2 separate regions of the Homo sapiens genome follow, and region 1 is linked to region 2. The links are chromatin loops, found by intact Hi-C in ENCODE. Cell type or tissue: right lobe of liver. All regions are shown on one strand. Each heading gives the region's core, and the rest is flanking DNA. Links, peaks and the distances in the headings are about the cores only. Region 1 overlaps RCC1L (RCC1 like). Region 2 overlaps CASTOR2 (cytosolic arginine sensor for mTORC1 subunit 2).

Region 1 (9,265 bases), core at 885-8,884, 54 kb after region 2:
AAAAAAAATCCTGGGCAACACGGCAAGACCCCATCTCTACAAAAAATACAAAAATTAGCAAGGTGTGGTTGTGCAAGCCTGTAATCCCAGCTACTCGGGAGGCTGAGATAGGAGGATCACTTGAACCTGGGAGACAGAGGCTGCAGTGAGCCGAGATCCTGTCACCACACTCCAGCTTGGGTGACAGAGCAAGACCCTGTCTAAAAGAACAAACAAACAAAACAAAGAAAAGAAAAATCACTTGTAATTTTTTTTTTAAGTGAGTCATCAGAAGGGACTGGACTCTCCCACCCCAATCCAAAGAGGACAGGGGTCGAGGCCACTCCGTGCACAAACCCTTAGGGGCTCCCTGAATGTGCAAGAGGAAGGACAATGGTTTGGCGCCAAATGCCGCCGTCACGGGGACAGGCTGGGGTGCTCTTTTCCCAAAGGCACAAATGTGTTTAAAAAGCAAATGATAGCCAGGCGTCGTGGCATGCACCTGTAATCCCAGCTACCAGGGAGGCTGAGGAAGGAGAATCACTTGAACCCGGAAGGTGGAGGTTTCAGTGAGCTGAGATCATGCCACTGCACTCAAGCCTGGGCAACAGAGCAAGACTCCATCTCAAAACAATAATAATAAAATAAAAATAAAAATAAAAAGCAAATGACCAGAAGGACACTTGGTGTGTGGCGAGCCAGGGCAAGTGACCCAGATGGAATGTCAACGGGATCGGGCTCCGGCCACTCCCTGCCCGCACAGGGACCAGCGCTTTGCACATGCCCTTATGGCAGGGGCAACGTGACCTGAGTCAAATCTCAGGCTGATCACTCTGATTTGAAGGAAATGAGGGCGGGGGGCAGACCCTCGTCAGCGTTCTTTCACCCAAAACCCGGCTGCTTTAACTGTTTCCCAAGTTCCCCCCTCAGAAGGAAGTCCTTTTCGAAAGAAAGGGCAAAGTGAGAGAAGAGAGGAGTCAGTGAGAAAGCAAGTGGGCATGTAGATGACTGATGCTCACATTATCTGAGCCACACCCACTGCCCGACTCTCTGTTCCTCACACCGGCAGTTTCCAGGCTCAGGAGAAAGCCGGCAAGCCCCACCACCTTGGGAACAACTCTATTATACAAACAGCTTTCCAACAAGGCTAAAGTCGCCCGGGCGTGATGGGTCATGCCTGTAATCCCAGCACTTTGGGAAGCTGAGGGAGGCAGATTGCTTGAAGCCGGAAGTTTGAGACCAGCCTGGGCAACATAGTGAGACTCCCATCTCTACTAAAAATAAAAAAATTTGTCAGGTGTGGTGGTGTACGCCTGTGGTCCCAGCTATTCAGGAGGCTGAGGTGGGAGGATCACCTGAGCCCAGGAAGGTCAAGGCTGCAGTGAGCTGTGATCACATCACTGCAATCCAGCCTGAGTGATAAAAGTGAGACCCTGTCTCATAATAAGCAAAAACAAAAAAACAAAGTTAAAGTCTCCATTTCAACTTGCTTTCTCAGAGCCTCCACCGATAGTCTTGGAAAAAATATATATATATATATATTTAATATATATAAACGTATAATATAAATGTATTATATATGTATATATATTTATATGTGTGTGTGTATATATACACACATATATACACACACATATAAATACATACATATATATATACACACATATATACACACACACACACATATATATACACACACACATATATATACACACATATATATATACACACATATATATATACACATTTCTTTTGCAAGTCCTTTGTTTTTTTTTGAGACACAGTCTCCCTCTGTTGCCCAGGCTGGAGTGCAGCAGCGTCTGATCTTGGCTCACTGCAACCTCTGCCTCCCGGGTTCAAGTGATTTCCTGCCTCAGCCTCCCAAGTAGCTGGGATTACAGGCGTGTGCCACCATGCCTGGCTAATTTTTGTATTTTTAATAGACATGGGGTTTCATCATGTTGGTCAGACTGGTCTCGAACTCCTGACCTTGTGATCCACCCACCTGGGCCTCCCCAAGCGCTGGGATTACAGGTGTGAGACACCACACCTGGTGCAAGTCCTTTTTAAAAACGCTTTTCACAATTTCAAAACAAATTAAAATCCAACCTTCTGATAAAATACACCCATATGCACACTGCACACACATGTATGTACTCACAGGCACACACACACAAAGCACGCATGCACACCAGTCTCTATGCAGAGACTATCTCTGGAAAGGAACATAAAGAAATCAGGACCAGTGGCTGCCTCTGGAACAAAAACTGGGTGGTGGGAGACTCATTTTCCATAGTGCATTTTTTTGTACCATGAACATATGTTTCATGTTCAAAAAACCCCAAAAACCTCCTTTTTTAGAATGCCTTAAAGAACTGACTTAGTAAACAACACTAAGGTAAACTACAATTTTAGAATGAGCGTCTCTTCCCCTGTAATTCTGGAAGGAGCCTTTTTGTCTAATTGCATACTACCGCCCCTAAGGAAGCGACTTTATTTTTTCACTTCATAGCTGCGGTTGGGCCATCTAAATATTAAACATCCTGCTTTCTTTTAAATTCATTGTGAAGCATTCCCCCACATGGGCTTCTGTAAACAGCTTCTAGCGTGCCAACTTCATCCAATATCTCCCCCTCTCCGGAGCCTCATGGCACCCTACCAGAGCCTTTGCACCATCGTGCCTCTGTTTCCCCGATCCACCCCAAGGATGGCCTCCGACAGGGCTTCTTATAGGACTGGATGCTTGAGTGGGCTACTCCCTCCAACCTCCCAGTCAGTGGGCCGGGATGGGTTGACCCAGCTCCTGCACCCCAAGAAGCCTGGTGTCACTCCCCCACGCATCACACCATGCAGATGCACCACGGGTATCTCATGGGTGTCACCACAGAGTGTGCAATGACATAGCATGCCGCGCTGCAGGAGTGCAGCCAGGACCCGGAAGGGGGAGCAGGTCCCATGGCCCTCGTCCTGGCCCATCTGCACGCGAGGTGTCTGCAGTGACGTCAGGTGACTCTACTCTTAGCATCCATTCTCAAGACCTCCCCGGCCAGCCTTACCCTCCATGGGAAATACTGGTCCTCCAGGCGACCGATTCCCAGGCACCCTCGGATGTTCTTGCCCCATACAAACAGCTCTCCTTTGTCTGCAAAGGGAGGAAAACAGGGGTTGGTTGGGACTGTGTGAAGAACAAGTCTCCAAGGAGAGGATGGGTCATGAGAACAGGCTTTCTAGAACCAGATACCTACAGAGCCCACTGTTCAGCTTTTACCAGGCGTTCATGCTTTCTTTGAAGGCAAAAGTAAGGGTCTGAGATGCTGTCCCCATATCGAAAACACATCCACGGCCAGGACTTCTGCTGCATCCACCCACGTGGGAGATGAGCACTCAAATGAAGATGGGGCAGGGGGCAGTGCACGGGGCTGGGGGTGATGCATGGAGCTGGGGTCTGGGGGTGGTGCACGGGGCTGGGGGTGGTGCATGGAGCTGGGGTCTGGGGGTGGTGGACAGGGCTGGGGGTGGTGCATGGAGCTGGGGTCTGGGGGTGGTGGACAGGGCTGGGGGTAGTGCATGGAGTTGGGGTCTGGGGGTGGTGGACAGGTCTGGGGGTGGTGCATGGAGCTGGGGTCTGGGGGTGGTGCACGGGGCTGGAGGTCACTGATGCACACGGCCCACTCTGCTCACCCCTTGTGCCCCGCCCACAATCGTGTGCCACCAAACTCTGCCTTCCACAAATCCTGGCGACACCCTGGGCTTCCTGATTTGACAGTGAAAAGTAAGACAATTTGTCATTCCTGGATTGATTGTCCATATCTTGGGAGCATTCAGCCACAGGGCATCTAATGACCAAGTGCCTGCTTGTGCTGGGTCTAGGTCTGTGTTCCAGGAGCTGGGGACTGGCCAGAGACGGAACAGACAGATGATTTTAATATATGTTTACAAACTGTAAAAACTGTCATGAAGAAAAAGTACAAGATGCTGTTTAAGAGGTCAACCCAGGAGATGGCCTCTCCTAGCCCGGCCTTCAGGTGGGACTCTGTCTGCACCAGCTGGGGCACTCCTGGGCCCATGTCACCATCAGCTGTTGGGCAAAAGGCTTGGGTCATGGGAGGCAGAGGAAGTGACATGGAAAAGCCAGGACTACAAGACCTGGGGCTGATGAAGTACGGAATAATTACAAGCTGTCTTAGGCCCCTGATCTAAGCATGCCCCTTGTTCTCCACACTCAGACCTTAGATAGTTTTTGTGTGTGTGTGTTTGTTTGCTTTTGAGACAGGGTCTCACTCTGCTGCCCAGGCTGCGACGCAGTGGCACAAACATAGCTCACTGCAGCCTTGAACTCTCAAACTCAAGCAGTCCTTCCACCTCAGCCTCCAGAGTAGCTGGGACTACAGGCGCACACCACCACACCCAGCTAATTTCTGTATTTTTTGTAGAAAAGGGATCTCACTATGTTGCCTAGGCTAGTCTCGAACTCCTGGGCTTTGAGGGATCCTCTCATCTTGGCCTCCCAAAGTGCTGGGATTACAAGCATGAGCCACTGCACCCAGCTAGCCCTTAGGTGTTTAATAGAACAATTCGGCCTGGCTCCCCAAAATGCTAGCAGACCACAGGATAAACCAACCAACTCTAATTCCCAGATGGCTATCTGCAAATGCCAGGCACACAGGCAGGAAGACAGCTAGGCTCTGTCTACCAACAGGCAGTAACTCACCCTTAGAAGGAGGCCTGTTAAGTCTCGGGGAGAAATCCAGAAAGGAATTTCATTTCGCTGTGACCTGAAATGGCTACATGGCATGAGGGCAAATAGAAAAGCCTCTGCTCTAGTCAAATGCTTCACACAGATTTCTAAACATGTGTCTCTGCCCATAGTTGAGGCCTTAAGAACTTTCTGGAAAGTAGATATTTGTTTCCCCCAAAATTAGTCCATACGACTCTTATTTATCAAATCAAAATAGCTTTAAGAATTCATGACACTGAATTAGCCGGGCGTGGTGGTGTGTGCCTGTAATCCCAGCTACTTGGGAGGCTGAGGCAGGAGAATCGTTTGAACTCGGGAGGCGGAGGTTGCAGTGAGCCAAGATCGCGCCATTGCACTCCAGCCTGGGCAACAAGAGTGAGACTCCAACTCAAAAAAAAAGAATTCATGAGACCTACACTCAGCTGCAAATGCAAGTGGCCACTCTGGCTGGGCAGTGGCCAGGAATTCTCTGGCTTAGTCATGACCACTGCCACTTCAGTGCTTCAGCCTAGAGCCAGATAAAACTCCAGCTGGCAGCCATAACAACCCAGGCCTGCCTGTTTGACGGCCTCTGGAGCCTGGAATTCAGACAATAAGTGAATAGCAGTTAGGACCCTGGTACAGAGGGTGAGCATCTGGGACAGGCCCCACGTGGGAATGAGGCCAGAGAACTCAACCAAAGATGACACCAACTGACTGTCCCGGCCTGGATGTTTAAAAAGAAAACAATTACTTGCCATGAGATGAAAAGATTCTTTTAATTGCAAGGAAATAACTAATTTACTTGAGAATCACAGAATGAAATTAATTCAGGACAGTTTTACTATTCGAGTCAACTAAAGAGCAGCAAATTGAACCCACGGTAACTGTGGTGGAGTAAGAGATGTAACCAAGAAAAGGACACATTCCTTACCCTTACCCTGCAGGGTAAGCGGATATTCTGTGGCTTTGTAATCTGGCAGGCCTTTGGGAAAAACCTCCATTTTGCTCTCCCCTTTCATCATTCTCTACCCCGGCACTTTGGAGAAATCGGTAGATTTACCTCCGTGAAACCACGGGACAGTCTGACAAATCGGCCTTTTGCCATCCCATATCCTGGGTCAGATCAGGGTCTGGGCTCGGCCAGGGAATGGGATTAAGCCCCACACATTCACTTCCTAATCACCCACCCATGGATCCGCCAAGCCTCTGCTGGTTTCCTCCAGCACCCGACGTACTAGCAATGCCCCTTCCTACCACCGACGGGTGCTCTCTTGAGAAAATGCACGTTCACGTTAGCCTACCCACAAACCAAACGAACCAAAATTAAAACTCCAGGGGGGGAAAACAAGACATTATACAACCTCGAGGCAAACAACTTCTGGCTTAGCCCTTGCTTGAGTTATCAGTACAAAGGCGCCGTTCTGTTGGATGGGTGGAACCTGAGAGCTGCCCGCAGTTTGGGGTTGAACTGGAGACAGAGAACCTCTGCTGGGCTCACACCAGGGCCACCGGGCTTGGTAACTTACTGGTCAGTGCAGCAAAGTGGCTGAGTCCACATCGGATGCGGGAAACCTGGATTTCTGGGTTGAACTCCGTCAAGCCAAAGAGAGTGGGTGGAATCATTTCAGGGACGGCACTTTCCACTAGGTTTGGACCTTTCCCAAGAATTCCATAGCCCCAGACAAAAACATGTCCTTCTCCTACATTACAGTAAAAACAAGGGTCAGTAAGTCCATCCAAGTAAGAACCTCCCTCACCAGAAACTCAAACTACACCACCAAGGTTTATGACATCCACACGGTTTTTTTTTGTTTTTTTTTTGTTTTGTTTTTTTCCTCCTTGCTTGGCAAGAACATGCAGACAGAGATTTAGAATAATAATTCTCTCTCCCCTGCTTAAATTCTTGCTGGGGGAGTCTGTCTCGCCAGCTCTCCTGGCTCAGAACACAAACTTCCCACATCTTGAGGGTTAGTAACCTGGAAGGGACGAGCGTATAAATCATCCAGAAAACCCATACGAATACCAGAGAATTGGAGGATGTTTTCTCCCCCTAATGACAGCTCTGTGTTTCACACTGATCAGAAGGCCAAACACATCAACAATGTCTGGCCAGATTCTTAAAACTCTTAGAAATGATGTTTTGGTTATAGAAAGTTTAATATTCATCAGTGGTGCCAGATATTTCATCGTTATCCAAAGCTGAAGGCTGTTCTCCCATCTGCCTTTGATTTTTTGGCTGGAGAAGGCAGAGCTGGAGTCTCTCTGGCCCAGGCTAAGGGAGGGGAATGAAGTAGTTCGCTCTCCACTCCAGAGGTTTGCTCTAGGATGACTCAGCTCTGTGGCCATGTATCTACAGATAAATCGCAGACTATTCGCTTTTTGTTAAGAACTTCATTCACACCCTGTAATGCCATCTTCTAATCCAATGCCATCTTCCCATGGCCATAGTCCCTTCCTTTTTTGAAACAGGGTCTCACCGTGTTGCCCAGTGCAGTGGCATGATCATAGCTCACTGCAGCTCGAACTCCTGGGCTCAAGGGACCTTTCTGCCTCAGCCTTCTGAGTAGCTGGGACTACAGGTGTGCACCACCATGCCCAGCTAATTTTTCATTTTTTCTTTTTCTATTGAGACAGAGTCATCCAGGCTGGAGTGCAGTGGCGCAATCTCGGCTCACTACAACCTCTGCCTCCTGGGTCCAAGCAATCCTCCCACCTTAGCCTTCCAAGTACTAGGATTACAAGCATGTACCACCATGTCTGGCTAATTTTTCTATTTTTAGTAGAGTCAGGGTTTCACCACGTTGGCCAGGCTGGTCTTGAACTCCTGACCTCAGGTGATCTGCCTGCCTTGGCCTCCCAAAGTGCTGAGATTACAGGTGTGAGCCACCACACCCAGCCTTCCAGCTAATTTCTCCATTTTTTGGTAGAGACAGGGTCTCGTTATGTTGTCCAGGCTGGTCTGGAACTCCTGGCCTCAAGCAATCCTCCTGCATCAGTTCCCCAAAGTGCTGGGATTACAGATGTGAGCCACCGCGCCCAGCCATGTTACCCTCCTAAGGCTAAGGTCTACGGCCTGCAAATCCAATGGACACTGACCACTCCCTATGTAATCTACCTACAGCTTCCCAATGAGCCACCGGAAAGAAGGTCTCACCGTTTAACACTGCACAGCCCGTGCCACCGCATGCAGCCTGTCGCACCTTCCCCACTCCTGAGAAGTGTAAGCAGCGGGGCACATTCACCTGAACCAAAGAAAGGAGCCACACTGTTAGGAAAGCAAGCCAGTAAGGACCGGGAAGTGTTCTGGTCTTAGGTACAGAGTAGCTGAGTCCTAGTTCATTCATTCACTCCACAGATACTTCCTGAACATCACATGCCAAGCATCATACTAGGTGCTGGGGTAGAATGGGAAGCAAAAGAGGCCCAGTTTCCACCCTCAGAGAGTTCTAGTCTAGTGGACGAGGCAGATGTCAACCAAAATTAACATAAAATGACATTTGTGGCCGGGTGTGGTGGCTCACGCCTGTAATCCTAGCACTCTGGGAGGCGGAGGCAGGTGGATCACTTGAGGTCAGGAGTTCGAGACCAGCCTGGCCAACATGGTGAAACCCTGTCTCTATTAAAAATACAAAAGTTAGCTGGGCGTGGTGGCAAGTGCCTGTAGTCCCAGCTACTCGGGGGGCTGAGCCAGGAGAATTGCTTGTACCCAGGAGGTGGAGGTGGTATTTTTGTATTTTTTTTTAGTAGAGACGGGGTTTCACCAGGTTGGCCAGGCTGGTCTCGAACTCCTGACCTCAGGTGATCTGCCTGCCTTGGCCTCCCAAAGCGCTGGGATTACAGGCGTGAGCCACCACGCCCAGCCTATTTGCTCTTTTTTTTCGAGACAGAGTCTTGCTCTGTCACCCAGGCTGGAATGTGGTGGCACGATCTCAGCTCACTGCAATCTGCAAGCGATTCAATTCTCATGCCTCAGCCTCCCCAGTACCTGGGATTACAGGCATGCACCACCACACCTGGCTAATTTTTGTATTTTTTTGGTAGAGATGGGGTTTTGCCATGTTGCCCAGGCTGGTCCTGAACTCCTGACCTCAAGCCATCTGCCTGTCTCGGCCTTCCAAAGTGCTGGGATTACAGGTGTGAGCCACCACACCCGGCCCCTTAACACTTTAATGTTTCCAAACCTCCCAGCACCACGCTGTCGGCGACTGCATACCTGTGTGGAGTCAGTGACAGAGGCCAGCTGCAGGTACTCCGAGTTTCCCCAACCAAAAAGTCCTCCGTCGGCGGACACGGCCAGGCAGCAATCACCGTAGGTGGCAACTTGGATAACGTTCACTCCCGCCAGGTCTCCACCCAGCTTGGTGGGCGAGCTGGTGATATTGTAGTGACCCAGACCTAACACAGTGGAAAATACAGATTTTTAATTATTCGCTCTTTTAACAAACACATAGGCAGACTTACTATATGCCAAGTGCAGTTTTAAGCACTTAACAAGTATCAGCTCAGAAATCCCAGTCTGGGGCTGGGTGCAGTGGCTCACGCCTGTAATCCCACCACTTTCAGAGG
Region 2 (9,265 bases), core at 918-8,917:
GATCGAGACCATCCTGGCTAACACAGTGAAACCCTGTCTCTACTAAAAATACAAAAAATTTAGCCAGGTGTGGTGGCAGGCGCCTGTAGTCCCAGCTACTTGGGAGGCTGAGGCAGGAGAATGGCATGAACCTGGGAGGCAGAGCTTGCAGTGAGCCGAGATCACGCCACTGCGCTCCAGCCTGGGCAACAGAGCGAGACTCCATCTCAGAAAAAAAAAAAAAAAATTAGCCAGGCATGGTGGTGTGCACCTGTAGTTGCAGCAACTTGGGAAGCTGAGTTGGGAGGCTCACTTGAGCCCAGAAGTCTGAGGCTGCTGCAGTGAGCTATGATTGCACCATTGCACTCCAGCCTGGGCAACAGAGCAAGACCTTATCTCAAAAAAAAAAGATGGGCGAATGATCAGAGACTTTCTGAGAGGGTGCCCTCCCCAGTTGGTCTGTGTCTTAGGAAATCTGGGGTGTGTGTTGGGGTGCTGAGCGTGGCAGAGGGGCAGGGGTGGAAGAGGTCTGGGGGAGGGAGGGTTAAGCTCACCCAGCAATGGGTAGATGGGCCCCGGTGGCAGGAAAGGGGGATTTCTGAGCTGCATGTCTTTGCTGAGGGTGAGTTTGGGCAGGGGTCATCTAAGGATGGGGCCAGCCGAGGGGCCCCCAGGAACACCCAGCCCCACAGGCCAGCAGTACACGGTAGGGTTGGAGTGGTGGTGGCCGCAGGAGATGAGTGTGACCGGGAACCAGGGCCACTCCGAGAGTTACCATGTGACAGGACAACAACTCCAGCCCATGCCCCAGCGTGTCCCCAAAGTCCTTTAATAGCAAGGCCTCCAGAGAATGTTGCGTCCCAATTCATAGTGTCAGGGCAGGACTGCAGGTTGCTTTAGGGTCAAATATTTCCATTGTGGTCTTCAGCATGTTGACACAAAACTGTCTGCATGCTTGGAAAGGTCAGAGGTTGTGTGTCTCGGTGTGCGTTCTCAGCTCTGGTGTAAGGAACACAGAAGGTTGAATGAGCTTCTGGTTATGTCAGGGAAAGACCAGGGAAGTGTCGTGCCATTAACCAAAACCAGAAATGGATGCATGGATGCTGTTTATGAAAGCAACCACAGCATGCCTGGTGCTTTTTTTTTTTTTTTTTTTTTTTTTTTTTTGGAGACAGAATCTTACTCTGTCACCCAGGCTGGAGTGCAGTGGCGCGATCTCGGCTCACTGCAACCTTCGCCTCCCAGGTTCAAGCAATTCTTCCGCCTCAGCCTCCTGAGTAGCTGGGATTACAGGTGCCTGCCACCACGCCCGGCTAATTTTTTTGTGTGTGTTTTTAGTAGAGACGGGGTTTCACCATGTTGGCCAGGTTGGTCTCAAACTCCTGACCTCAGGTGAACCACCCCCCTCGGCCTCCCAAAGTGCTGGGATTACAGGCATGAGCCACCGCGCCCAGCCGCCTGGTGCTTTTTTAATTTTATTTTTTATTTTTGAGACAAGGTCTTACACTGTCACCTAGGTTGGAGTGCAGTGGTGCAATCATAGCTCATCACTGCAGCCTCGACCTCCTGGGCTCGAGCAATCCTCCTTCCTCAGCCTCCTGAGTAGCTGGGACTACAGGTGCATGTTACCAGGCCCTGCTAATATTTTTTTTTAGATTATTTTTTGTAGAGACAGGATCTCACTGTGTTGCCCAGGCTGGTCACCTGGTGCTTTTATCTGCAAAGGGACATTGATTCCTCACCCTGGTTCCTGAAGGCAGACAGTAGATACCCCTCTTGGAAGTTTGGGGAACAGGCTCAGGAGCTGTGTAAATATGCCCAAGACCACAGGATCGGACTGCCAACTCCAAAGCATTGCCTTTTTTTTTTTTTTTGAGACAGAGTCTTGCTAGTCCGGAGAGCAGTGGCGTGATCTTAGCTCACTGCAGCCTCGAACTCCCAGGTTCAAGCGATTCTTGTGCTTCAGCCCCCCAAGTAGCTAGGATTACAGGCATGTGCCACTATGCCAGGCTAATTTTTGTATTTTTAGTAGAGATGGGTTTTCACCATGTTGGCCAGGCTGGGCTCGAACTCCTGACCTCAAGTGATCTGCTTGCCTTGGCCTCCCCAAAGTGATGGGATTACAGGCATGAACCACTGTGCCTGACCAGGTGTTTTTGTTTTTTTTTTTTAATCATAGGTACTTGTAACTCTGTAAAAAGTCTACCCTGCCATACACAATGTCTGGGGACTTGTTTTTCAACCCACAGTGCTGTGACATTGCTGACACTTGTTTATCTCTTTGCTTAACACTGTGGATGGTTCATGTGTTGCCTGCTGGGTAATATTCTGCCATTCTTCATGTCCTCTTCTGCTGATGGGCGTCTGGGCTGTGGCCAGGTTTTTGTTACTGAGAACAGGCTGTCACGGATCCTCTTGTCTGTGTCTCCCGTTACATATCTGTAAAGGGTGGATGTCTCAGAATGGAAATGCTGAGTCATGGGGCGTATGCTACAAGTCCCCCCTGCCTTCAGAAAGCCCCCAACCCATAGAGGCAGTTCAGCCCCGGCTCGGCAGACCCCAGGCAGCTAACTCCTTTAACCCAACTAAGCTTCGGTTTTCCCGTCTGTGAAATGGGAATCATTCTACAGCACATTCATTAAGGTCACACTGATTACAGACCTCGTACCAAGCCCTGTGCTGGGCATGGCGGCCCTGGAGGAGGAGATGCAGCCTTGTCTCTTGCTCGCAAAGACAGAAATGGGGCCGGGCACGGTGGCTCACACTTGTAATCCCAGCACTTTGGGAGGCTGAGGTGGGTGGATCACCTGAGGTCAGGGGTTGGAGACCAGCCTGGCCAACATGGCGAAACCCCATCTCTACTAAAAATACAAAATTAGCGGGGCATGGTGGCACACGCCTGTAATCCCGGCTACTCGGGGAGCTGAGGCAGGAGAATCGCTTGAACATGGGAGACAGAAGTTGCAGTGAGCCGAGATCGCACCACTGCACTCCAGCCTGGGCGACAGTGAGACTCCATCTCAAAAAAAAAAAAAAAAGGCAGACAGACGTGGAAGTGATTAATCTCAGTACTATGATGGATATCACCATGGCTAGGGAGGTGATAGGCTGGTGGGGGTGAAAGGAAGTTGGGCTGGGGACCATGAGAATTGGGGAGATCCAAAATCAGTGATTATTTTGCACCAAGACCTGACAAGCAGAAGGTATACTCTTGTCTACAAGGACTGAGATCTCCTGGAGGGGAGCCTGGGTTCCTGGGGCTTTCCCCCAGATCTTTGTGATTTCTTCTGCCCTATCCGTCCCCTTTGGTAACGCTGCCTCTCCATAATCACCCTGGAATTTGCCAAACACCATCACCCACGCTGTCTGATTGGATTCTCCTGGTCGCCCGTGACACAAGCACATTTTATTTTCTATCTTTTTTTTTTGTTTTTTGAGATGGAGTCTCGCTCTGTTGCCCAGGCTGGGGTGCAGTGGCGCGATCTCAGCTCACTGCAAGCTCCACCTCCTGTGCTCACACCATTCTCCTGCCTCAGCCTCCCGAGTAGCTGGGACTACAGGCGCCCGCCACCATGCCCAGCTAATTTTTTGTATTTTTATTTTTATTTTTTTTAGTAGAGACAGGGTTTAACCGTGTTAGCCAGGATGGTCTCGATCTCCTGACCTCGTGATCCACCCGCCTCGGCTTCCCCAAGTGCTGGGATTACAAGCATGAGCCACCGCGCCCGACCTTATTTTCTATCTTAAGGCAAAATAACTCCTGTTCAGGATCGCCCTTCCAATTGCAGAACCAATTAAGGGCCTTTTTCTAAGTAAAACTTGAAAGGGCAGCTTCTAGTTGCTAAGGACAGGAGAAATGAAATGTAAATAACAGGAGAGACCCATTGAAAACCCAGGAGAAACAGATGAAAAAGCTGCAGCTGGTTAGCAGAACAAAGCTGGGCACTCACCCTCCCCCTGATTTTCCTCTGGGAAGAAAAGCCCCATGAACTGTGGCCCCGAAACACTTCTATCACTCACTGCTTTTTTTTTTTTTTTTTTTTTTTTTTTTTTTTTTTGAGACGGAATCTCGCTCTGTCTCCAAGCTGGAGTGCAGTGGCGTGATCTTGGCTCACTGCAACCCCTGCCTCCCAGATTCAAGTGATTCTCTCGCCCCAGCCTCCCGAGTAGCTGGGACTACAGGTGCACACCACCATGCCCAGCTAATTTTTGTATTTTTAGTAGAGACGGGGTTTCACCTTGTCCCGGATGGTCTTGATCTCTTGACCTTGTGATCCGCCTGCCTTGGCCTTCCAAAGTGCTGGGATTACAGGCATGAGCCACTGCGCCCGGCCACTCACTGCGTGTTTTAAAAGGCCCCTGTCAGCTGGGTGCACTGGCTCGCAACTGTAATCCCAGTACTTTGGGAGGCCGAGGCTTGGGAGGATCGCTTGAGGTCAGGAATTCGAGACCAGCCTGGGCAATATAGCAAGACCCCGTCTCCACAAACATTTAAAAATTAGCCAGCCATGGTGATGTGCATCTATAGTCCCAGCTACTCAGGAGGCTGAGGTGGGAGGATCGCTTGAGCCCAGGAGTTGGAGGCTGCAGTGAACTATGATCATGCCAGTGCACTCCAGCCTGGGTGACAGAGCAAGACACTGTCTCTAAAGGAATGAATGAATGCATGAATGCTACTATTAGCCACATCAGTAAAACATCAGCAGGGAGGCAGCCAGAAGTTGGCTGGCAGGGGCAGGGGTGGGCGGTCTCCAGAAGCAGGTGAGGCCCTGATCCCTTCATTCCCTCACTTGGATAGGCTGCAGGAGATGTGGCCAAACTCCCTCATTCCAGACAGAACGGGCCACACTTTGCAAGAAACACCCCTGTCCTTCCAGGCTGGTGCTGTAATCCCAAGTGGGCTGAGAAAGGACCTGCTTTAAGTAAGGCCCGAGAATGTTTTGTAAACAGGCGCCCATAACATCCAAGACACCTGTCTTGGGGCATGTTTGCAGAGCCTCTCTGGTTTGGGTGGGTGGGTCACTTGAGCAGTGAAGGCTCTGGGCTTGTTTCAAAACCCCGCTGGCCAGGCTCTTTTTTGTTTGTTTGTTTGTTTTTGAGATGGAGTCTCGCTCTGTCACCCAGTCTGGAGTGCAGTGGCACAATCTCGACTCAACTGCAGTCTCCACCTCCCCGGTTCAAGCAATTCTGCATCAGCCTCCCGAGTAGCTGGGACTACAGGTGTGCACCACCACACCTGGCTAATTTTTTGTATTTTTAGTAGAGGTAGAGATGGGGTTTCACCATGTTGGCCAGGCTGGTCTCGAACTCCTGACCTCAGGTGAGCCACCTGCCTCTGCCTCCCAAAGTGCTGGCATTACAGGCATGATCCACCGCACCCGGCAGGCCAGGCCGTTAATTCCAAAGGTCCTGGCTTGTTCCCAGGCAAGCTAGCAGGTGACCTTGGCAGAGTCTGGCTGACACAGGGCATGGTGACCCTGCAGGAATCAAGCCTGCATCTTTTATTTTATTTTTTTAAGACAGGATCTCACTGTGTCACCCAGCCTGGAGTGCAGTGGTGCAATCACGGCTCACTGCAACCTCCGCCTCCCAGGCCCAAGTGATCCTCCCACCTCTGCCTCCTGAGTAGCTGAGACTACAGGGGCACACCACCATGCTCAGGTAATTTTTAAATTTTTTTGTAGAGATGGAGTCTTACCATGTTGCCCAGGCTGGTCTCAAACTCCTGGGCTCAAGTGATACCCCTGCCTTGGCCTCCACAAGTGCTGAGATTACAGATGTGAGCCACTGCGCCCGGCCTCCCACCTGGAGTTTTTTAACAGCACTTAGCACCCACACTGGGTACTTTCTGGCATTTGCTCCTCTTTCCAGCTCTTTGTAGGCAGAGTACAGAGAGGCCACAAACCCCGGGGGCCCGGCATCTGGGGTGTGGACCTGGCCATGACTCATTAGAAAAGGCGGAGAGAGAATTAGAACTGGAGACCTTAGCTTCTCCAAGAGGAGGGTTAAGTCAAGGTGATACCACATGAGGGCGGACAGGGTTTGTTCTCTTTGAGGCTTCTCTGATTTTGAAGGCAAGTGTGTGGCCACAGTCCATCCTTTCGCTCAGCAATCCTTGAGTGTTGATTCCATGCCCAGCCAGTGTCAGATACAAGGTGTGTGTACGGAGGACCCTCTGTCCTTGCTTCTGAGAGCTGTGGTCTACTGAGGGAAGTAGACCCTTAAAGTATGATTTGTAATAGTTTGTGGGAAGCACTCGGCACTGTCATGCGCAGTTGGATGGGTTGTGCACTGCACAACTCTAAGGGCATACTTCACATAGGACTGTGAGATGAACTGTATCCTTGGGCTGTGATGCACCACCAGCCCAGCTGTCCACAGTGGCCTGAAAGTCATCCAATAGACATAGTGTGGGGCTGTAGGCTGTCAAAGGAGGACAACCTCTATGATGGGAGATGAGGGAAAGGAAGTGGCTGGTGTTGATCAGGCAGGGTTTTATTTTATTTTATTTTATTTTTTGAATTTTTAGTAGAGACAGGGTTTCACCATGTTGGCCAGACTGGTCTCAAACTCCCAACCTCAAGAGATCCATTCACCTCCACCTCCCAAAGTTCTGGGATTACAGGTATGAGCCACCATGCCTGGCCAGGAAAGGTTTTACCCCAGAGGAGATGTTTGAACTGAGTCTTAAAGGATGAACATGAAATCTTCAGCCAACAAAGTTGGGAGGCTATGCTGGGTAGCTGAAAGAACATTTAGGCTGGGCGAGGTGGGTCATGCCTGTAATCCCAGCACTTTGGGAGGCTGAGGCGGGTGGATCTTCTGAGGTCAGGAGTTTGAGACCAGCCTGGCCAACATGGTGAAACCCTGTCTCTGCTAAAAACTCCAAAAAATTAGCTGGATGTGGTGGCAGGCGCCTGTAATCCCAGCTACCTGGGAGGCTGAGGCTGGAGAATCTCTTGAACCCCAGAGGCAGAGGTTGCAGTGAGCCAAGATGGCACCACTGCACTCCAGCCTGGGCAACAAGAGCAAAACTTCATCTCAAATAAAAAAGAAAGAACATTCGTCACTGTTGGAGGCATGAGACTGTGGAGGCAGGGGCGTTGAGGCCAGGAGTGGAAGAGGGAGACAAGACAGGAGGGTAGTCCAGCCTTGAGTTTGCTTTGTGGGGAGTGGTGGAGAGGCGAAAACGGATCTCAGAGTGACCTTCGAGTATAGAAGACATGGGGTCCTGTGGAGTGGCTCACACCCATAATCCCAGCACTTTGGGAGGTGGAGGTGGGAGGATCACTTGAGGCCAGGAGTTCAAGACCCGCCTGGGCAACATAGCAAGATCCCATCTCTATAAAAATTTAAAAAATTAGCTGGGTGTGGTGGTGTGCACCTGTAATCCCGGGTACTTGGGAGGCTAAGGATGGCCTGCAAGGGGGTGCTGTGCTTGGACTGGGGAATGGCCAACTGCCCGGCAATAGGGGGATGACTTCAAGAAGCAAGGACAGGAGGGTTAAGCTTGATAAGACAAGAAACACAGCAGATGTAATCCAAAGGCAAAGGGGGACCTGTAGCTTGAATTAAGAAGTGGTGTGGGCTGGGCGCAGTGACTCACTCCTATAATCCGAGCACTTTGGGAGGCCAAGGCAGAAGGATCACTTGAGCTCAGGAGTGCAAGACCAGTCGGGGCAACATAGTGAGACCCTGTCTCTACAAAAAATAAAAAATTAGCCGGCTGGGCTTGGGTAATGCACGCCTGTAGTCCAAGCTAGTTGGGAGGCTGAGCTAGGAGGATTGCTTGAGCCCAGGAGGCAAGGCCACAGTGAGCCAAGATCATGCCACTGCACTCCAGCCTGGGCAACAGAGCAAGAGCCTGTCTCAAAAAAGAAAAAAAAAAAAGGCCGGGCATGGTGGCTCACGCCTATAATCCCAGCACTTTGGGAGGCCGAGGCGGGCAGATCACGAGGTCAGGAGATCGAGACCATCCTGGCTAACACGATGAAACCCTGTCTCTACTAAAAATACAAAAAATTAGTTGGGCGTGGTGGCGTGCGCCTGTAGTCTCAGCTACTCTGGAGGCTGAGGCAGGAGAATGGCGTGAACCCAGGAGGCGGAGCTTGCAGTGAGCCGAGATTGCGCCACTGCACTCAGCCTGGGTAACAGAGCGAGACTCCATCTCAAAAAAAAAACAGAAAACAACAACAACAAGGAGGTCAAGGAGAGGGAGGAGTCTGGGGGCTGACTCCTGAGGGTAGTGACCAGAGCAACGGCAGCCGGTGCCTCTGGCTAATCTGCCCTCCCCGAAGCCCACCCGTGCCAAGGTGCACATTCCGAGATGTCCCCTAGCTCAGCCCCTGGGGACAGGTCACTTCAACAACATATTTATACTCCATTTACACACAGGCCGCTGTTGCCTTCTGCTGGTGTTTATGCCCTCCGGAATAATTTGTGCGGTCTATTTCTGGAGTGTCCCTCAGAGCCGAGGGCGCCGGGAGCAAGGGCCGCGTCTGTTTGCCTCCCCGGGGCTCTCGGGCAGCTGGGCAGCCCCGCCCCACCCAGGGAGTACCAGCTCATGGCAGTCTGGTGACTGTGGGAGTCCAGGGCTCTTTCTGAGTTCCTGGGGGTCCCTAGGAAGGGTCCGGGCCTGACCAGTGATTGCCACTTACTGTGGTGATAATTTGCTGTTGTCCTCAAAGCAATTATAGATTTCACGTGTCCAGGCAATACTTGCAAATTGGATATGGGACAGGCAGGGACTGAGACGTAATTTGAAAACCGAAGAGCCAGAGGGAAATTGATGAGCGTGGGTGGTTGTTCCAGCAGAATGCCTTACGCCCCTCCCAGGGGGAGAGAGGCCACCTCATGGATGACCCTAGCACAGGCTTTTTTTTTTTTTTCCCCCCGAGATGGAGTGGCTCTGTTGCCTAGGCTGGAGTGCAGTGGCACGATCTCAGCTCACAGCAACCTCCCAGGTTCAAGTAATTCTCCTGCCTCAGCCTCCCAAGTGGCTGGGATTACAGACGCCCACCACCACGCCGGGCTAATTTTTATATTTTTAGTAGAATTGGGGTTTTGCCATGTTGGCCAGGCTGGTCTCAAACTCCTGACCTCGAGTGATCCGCCCACCTCAGCCTCCCAAAATGCTGGGATTACAGGCATGAGCCACCGCAGCAGGCCAAGCATTTTCTTTACATTCAAGTTTATCAAGGTATGACTTACATACAGCGTAATTCACAAATTCACCCCTTTTTAGCAGATAGTTCTTTGGGTTTTGACAAATTTGTATGATCTTGTG

The links. A loop is a pair of places that touch in the nucleus more often than their neighbours do. Peaks named below come from ENCODE experiments on the same cell type or tissue, not always from the same donor. Only the 100,000 strongest peaks of a DNase experiment are listed, where the experiment ranks them.
Region 1: it touches region 2 in a loop (3-fold over the local background); 2 of 110 quality-filtered maps call a loop at or near these places.

What each region holds. Positions count from the first base shown.
Region 1 is chr7:75,049,676-75,058,940 of GRCh38, forward strand. RCC1L (RCC1 like) reads right to left here. Exons shown (of 11, transcript NM_030798.5): 7 at 8,913-9,094; 8 at 7,854-7,941; 9 at 6,226-6,399; 10 at 3,036-3,121. Among named protein-coding and RNA genes, the nearest start is that of RCC1L, 19 kb to the right of the region's middle. In right lobe of liver, for the core only: no CTCF peak of the experiment used is centred there; no DNase peak of the experiment used is centred there; H3K27ac peaks cover 734 bases.
Region 2 is chr7:74,995,600-75,004,864 of GRCh38, forward strand. The region is part of intron 1 of CASTOR2 (cytosolic arginine sensor for mTORC1 subunit 2); the gene reads left to right. Among named protein-coding and RNA genes, the nearest start is that of CASTOR2, 36 kb to the left of the region's middle. In right lobe of liver, for the core only: no CTCF peak of the experiment used is centred there; a DNase peak (open chromatin) is centred at 5,392.